Linked DNA regions of Homo sapiens: region 2 is linked to region 1. The links are chromatin loops, found by intact Hi-C in ENCODE. Cell type or tissue: PC-3. All regions are shown on one strand. Links, peaks and the distances in the headings refer to the core of each region. The heading gives the core; the rest is flanking DNA.

The links. A loop is a pair of places that touch in the nucleus more often than their neighbours do. Peaks named below come from ENCODE experiments on the same cell type or tissue, not always from the same donor. Only the 100,000 strongest peaks of a DNase experiment are listed, where the experiment ranks them.
Region 2: it touches region 1 in a loop (7-fold over the local background); 2 of 110 quality-filtered maps call a loop at or near these places.

What each region holds. Positions count from the first base shown.
Region 1 is chr12:63,977,469-63,980,385 of GRCh38, forward strand. The region is part of intron 1 of SRGAP1 (SLIT-ROBO Rho GTPase activating protein 1); the gene reads left to right. Among named protein-coding and RNA genes, the nearest start is that of SRGAP1, 130 kb to the left of the region's middle. In PC-3, for the core only: no CTCF peak of the experiment used is centred there; a DNase peak (open chromatin) is centred at 1,253; H3K27ac peaks cover 1,816 bases.
Region 2 is chr12:63,861,307-63,864,223 of GRCh38, forward strand. The region is part of intron 1 of SRGAP1 (SLIT-ROBO Rho GTPase activating protein 1); the gene reads left to right. Among named protein-coding and RNA genes, the nearest start is that of SRGAP1, 18 kb to the left of the region's middle. In PC-3, for the core only: no CTCF peak of the experiment used is centred there; a DNase peak (open chromatin) is centred at 1,105; H3K4me3 peaks cover 1,259 bases; H3K27ac peaks cover 2,500 bases.

The DNA of each region.
Region 1 (2,917 bases), core at 253-2,752:
ATATATTAGAGAAACAGCCCAGTGTGGATCAATCTTTCCGTGAAATATGTATCAGTTTGTGGCTTCACACAAATTTATTTTAAGAGTTAGGGCTTCCCTTTCTGAGAGCAATAGCAAGACATTCCTTCATTTCGTCTGTTTCTAGGCAATTCCATTTTATTTGGCAAGTATTAGCAGATTTTTATAGCTGAGAGGAACCATTTTTTCTTTTTTTTTAACAAATTAATTGCAGCAGTTTGAAAAGCACACTCATTTTGTGCATTGTTCTTGTTGGATTATTGGTATTGATTCATTCCGTAGTGATGCTCTGGTAGAACAGAAATGAAATAATAGTCATTTAAAAAAAAACAGTAAATTTTAGCCTCCATTAAAACTGCCATTATGATTATTTAGTAGGTCTTGACCTAGATTTAAATAATGACTGCTTACAGCCTCCTCAGAGATCACATTTTTCCGCCTAAAAGTGGTTGTGCTGTTTTATGCAGTTTTGGGGCATTCATGGTGAAAAGTCTTTCCTAATATTCTATTAGGTAAATCTTTTCTATGCCATTAAGTGCCTTTGGGCTCATGAAATCCTTTTAAAGTGCTTGTCCCCATGTTGGACATTTGACAAAAAGTACCAAAAAGTACTGGGTGTGGAAATAGGAGTTTGTTGCTATTACTGCTATCATCATTATCAGAAAGGTATCAACAACCAACATTTCATGGAATTGTGATATAGCTATCTTTCAATGTATATAACAGCTGTGATGTATTTCACATATCACATGATTTATCATTTCAAAAATGCAATTCAGTGGCTTTTGGCATATGCCAGGTTTTGCGACCAGAGCCACAATCAATTTTTCATCATTTTTATTACCCTATAAAGAAACTTCGCACCCCTTAGCAGCCATTTTTCCCCAACCCTCCCAACTCTAGGCAACCCCTAATCTACTTTCTGTCTCTATAGATTAGTCTATTCTGGACCTTTCATAGGAATGAAATTATAGACTGTGGTTTTTTGTGAGTGGTTTCACTCACTAAAGTTATGTTTTCAAGGTTCATCCATGTTGTAAATAAGTACTTCATTCCTTTTTATGGCTAAACAGTATTGTGTTGTGTGGCTATATCACATTTTATCTCTTTATTAGTTGATACACATTTGAGCTGTTTTCACCTTTCAGCTATTATGAGCAATGCTGCTATTGCACACATTCACGTGCAAGTTTTTGTATGGAAATAGATTTTCATTTCTCTGGAATGTATACCTAGGAGCAGAATGGCTGAGTCATATGGTAACTCTAAGTGTAATCTTTTGAAGAACTGCCAGACTGTTTTCCAAAAGGACTGCATCATTTTACATTTCCACCAGCAATGTGTGAGTTCCAGTTTCTCCACATTGTCTTCCAACACTTTTTTTAAATCTTTTTGATTATAGCCATTCTAGTGAGTGTGAAGTGGCACCCCATTGTGCTTTTGATTTGCATCTCCCTGAAAGCTAATGATATTGAGCAACTTTTCATATGCTACTGGCCATTTGCCATTTGTATATCATCTTGGGAGAAATGTCTGTTGAGACCCTTTGACCTTTTTTTTTTTTTTTTTTTTTTTTGAGATGGAGTCTCTATCACCAGGCTGGAGTGCAGTGGCACGATCTTGGCTTACTGCAACCTCTGCCTGCCAGGTTCAAGCAATTCTCCTCCCTCAGCCTCCCGAGTAGCTGGGACTACAGGTGCACACCACCACGCCCAGCTAATTTTTGTATTTTTAGTAGAGATGGGGTTTCACCATGTTGTCCAGGATGGTCTCGATCTCTTGACCTCATAATCCACCTGCCTCGGCCTCCCAAAGTGCTGGGATTACAGGCGTGAGCCACCGCACCCAGCCTGTCCATTTTTAAAATTGAGATTTTGTTTTTATTGTTGAGTTGTAAGAGTTCTTTGTGTATTCTGTATACAAGTTCCTTATCAGACATATGATTTGTGAATATTTTCTCCCATCTATGGGTTGTCTTTTCACTTTCTTGGTGGTTACTGCCGTGTATCTTGTAACCTACTTACCCTTCAATGCATTATGTTTTCCACACTCTTCCAGTCTGAGTCAGTTTCTGCTCCTCTTTCCATAGCTTCCTGTTGCACTTCATTGTTATGGCAGTGAACAGAGTGTAAATGATTGGTTTAGGATTTGTCTTCCTAACAAGAAGGACCTGTGTCTTACAAACCTTTGTATCTCCAGTGCCTAGGACACTGCCTAACACAAAATGGAAACTCAATAATTGCTTGTTCACCTAAACTAAAATGAACCTTGAGTCTAAAAAAAATGATTCAGGTCAATACTAACCTAAAAACGCCTCTAAAAAGGGGTGGGAGCCTTAATAGACTGTCAGAGAATCTAGGGGTAGGAAGGAAGCTGCAATGTCTTATGCAGAAATAAGGCTCACAGTTTTTCTCAAACTCACCCCTTGCACTTACGCTTTCACCACTTCCAGCTTTAATGTTCTGTAGTTCCCATGATGACAGTGGTGCCTCTAGCTGCAGCCGCCTGCGGCCCCATGGCAGGATTCATGCAGTGTGGGGCCGAGTGCACCATGGGCTTCCTTGATTTGTTCTTTTTTGTTTGAGACAGGGTGTCACTCTGTTGTCCGGGCTGGAGTGCCAGTGGCGTGATCACAACTCCACTATTGCCTCAAGCTCTAGGGCTCAAGCGATCCTTGCACCTCAGCCTCCTGGGTAGTTGGGATTGCAGGCATGCACCACCACAACCAGCTAATTTCTAATTTTTTGTGTGGAGATAGGGTCTCCCTATCTTGCCCAGGCTGATTTCAAACATTTGAGCTCAAGCGATCTACCTGCCTTGGCCTCCCAAAGTGTTGGGATTACATCCATGAGCCAGTCTGCATGGCCCTTTGATCTGTTCCGAGCAGCAGACACAAATT
Region 2 (2,917 bases), core at 108-2,607, 120 kb before region 1:
TTTTTTTTTTTGAGGCAAAGTCTTGCTCTGTTGCCCAGGCTGGAGTGCAGTGGCACATTCTCAGCTTACTGCAACCTCCGCCTCCCAGGATCAAGCGATTCTCATACCTCAACCTCTGGAGTAGCTAGGATTATAGGCACCCACCACCATACCCACCAATTTTAGTATTTTCAGTAGAGACAGGGTTTCACCATGTTAGCCAGGCTGGCCTTGAACTCCTGACCTCAAGTGATCTGCCTGCCTCTGCCTCCCAAAGTGCTAGGAATACAGGCATGAACCACTGCACCCAGCCAGGCATAAATTTTTATATGTAGTGTTTTTATCTTTCAGCTCTGTGTATTTTCTAATTTCCATGATTATTATTTCTGTGACTCATGACCTGTTTAAAAATATGTTTTAGGCCAGGAGTGGTGGCTTATTCCGTAATCCCAACACTTTGGGAGGCTGAGATGGGTCAATTGCTTGAGTCCAGGAATTTGAAACCAGCCTGGGCAACATAGTGAGGCACTGTCTCTATAAAAAATTTAAAAATTGGCCTGGCGCAGTGGCTCACGCCTGTAATCCCAGCACTTTGGGAGGATGAGGTGGGTGGATCACCTGAGGTCAGGAGTTTGAGACCAGCCTGGCCGACATGGTAAACCCCGTCTCTGCTAATAACACAAAAATTAGCCAGGTGTGGTGGCGCATGCCTGTAATCCCAGCTACTCAGGAGGCTGAGGCAGGAGAACTGCTTGAACCCAGGAGGAGGAGGTTGCAGTGAGCCGAGATCACGCCACTGCATTCTAGTCTGGGCGATGAGTGAAACTCCATCTCAAAAAAAATTTATACACACACACCTCATGAGTCAAAGAAGAAATTATTATGAAAATTAAAACATTTTTAGAACTTAATTCTTTACATATCAAAACTAGTGAGATGCAGCAAAGGTAGTAGTTTAAGGAAAATTATCCCTTGTGATTCTTTCCTACTCCAAGGCTGGCTGTGGAGACCTATGACACTAGGCCCTGCGGGGGAGGTGCCACCCTGCAGGCTTTTTGGTGTCACAGCCAACTTGGCACAAGACGAGCATTTACAAACATTCCAGCAGTTCTTAAAGCATTAGATGTCACAGTTACTGGACTGTCATTTCTGACTCCCTTCTCAGTTGGTCTGTGGAAGACATGGACTTTTGCCCTTGACTTTTATTATTCTGAAGGTGCGGCTTATGCAAACAGCTCCTTCTCACAGACCTCCAGCAACTAAGATAGAACAAAGGTGTCTGCTTATCTTAAGTCAGACCTTTTTCACTTCTGAAGATATCCAGATTTTAGTCTGGCTGTGAAATTAGCATGTTTTCACCAGTGGAATTCAGCTTTGGAACAGTATTTACCAAGGAGAAGGAGCAGGAAGACATCCGTTTGCTCATCTTGTTTTACATATGTAATGGCGCTGTGTATTTCTTTTGATGTCTTCTCAATGCCGTTCACAAAGTTTTCTTTGAAAGTGATGGCTTTATCCTTCTGCTCATATTGATTACCACAGTTCAAGTACCATTTAGTTGAATTATAATCCTCAAGCACCAGGGGAGATTCCAGAACTCAGTGAATGAGAGATTTGATCATTGCTGCAGGACTGAGTTCTGCCCATTCCCTGTTCTTAGAGGAGAGGTAGGGAAAAAGAGCACCTTTTTAGAAACTTGCACTAGAAAAGGCGAGGAATGTTTTCTTTGGCTGACCCCAGGGCTTGATTAATTTGCTCACCATTTCTTTGGCTGTGACAAGTTTTCACTTTTATTTACTTCATGACAGACAGTGGAGACATTGCTTGATAATGATGCGGCACAGAAAGCTGGTAGGTTTTGAGATTTAGAAAAGAAAATTTGTTAGTTTTTGTGTCTCTTAGAGAAGAGTTTTCTGAGTACAGTATTACAAAAAAGGAATGAATGCCTTTTCAAATGGTTGCTCTTTTCAAAAGGTTGCTCTTTTTTTTTCTTTTTTTTTTTTTTGAGACAGTGTCTTACCTTATCGCCCAGGCTGGAGTGCAGTGGCATGATCTGGGTTCACTGCAACCTCTGCCTCCTGGGTTCAAGCAATTTTCATACCTCAGCCTCCCAAGTAGCTCGGATGACAGGCATGTGCTGCCATGCCTGCCTAATTTTGTGTCTTTAGTAGAGATGGGGTTTCACCATGTTGGCCAGGCTGGTCTCGAACTCCTGGCCTTAAGTGATCTGCCTGCCTTGGCCTCTCAAAGTGCTGGGATTATAGGCGTGAGCCACCGCGCCCAGCCACAGTTGCTCCATTTTTAATTGAACTTCTGTTGCACTTGTATTGACAGTGTTTATGGGAACTCTCAAATGTGTCACCAAAAATCTATATTTGAAAGATTTCCAGACTATTGTTCTAGAGCTAAGTTTTAATTATACACATCTATCTGTATTGTTAAAATAAAAACTTTAAACAAATTAAATTTAACAGAGTTTAATTGAGCAAAGAACAATTTGTGAATTGGGCTGCCTCCCAAGCCAGAGTAATAAGCTCAGAGAGACTCCAGTGCAGCCACATGGTGGAAGATTTATGGACAGAAAAGGGAAAGTGATGTATAGAAAATGGAAGCGAGGTACAGAAACAGGTGGATTGGTTACAGCTCAGCATTTGCCTTATTTGAATACGGTTTGAACCCCCAGCCACCTTTAATTGGCCAAAATTTGGTCACTGGCACAAGAGGAGGTTTTAGTCTGTTTATATTTCCACTAAGGTTTCAGTTTACTATGTCCAGAGAAACCTTTAGGCTAAACTTAAAATATATGAGGAGGCAGCTTTAGGTTAAACTTAATTTAATAGTATTCTCCACATACCTAATCTATGAATAAGCATCTTCTTTGAAGACGGGAACTGTACTTCAGGTTCTTTTCTGTTTAGCATTTAATTCCAAGATTTCC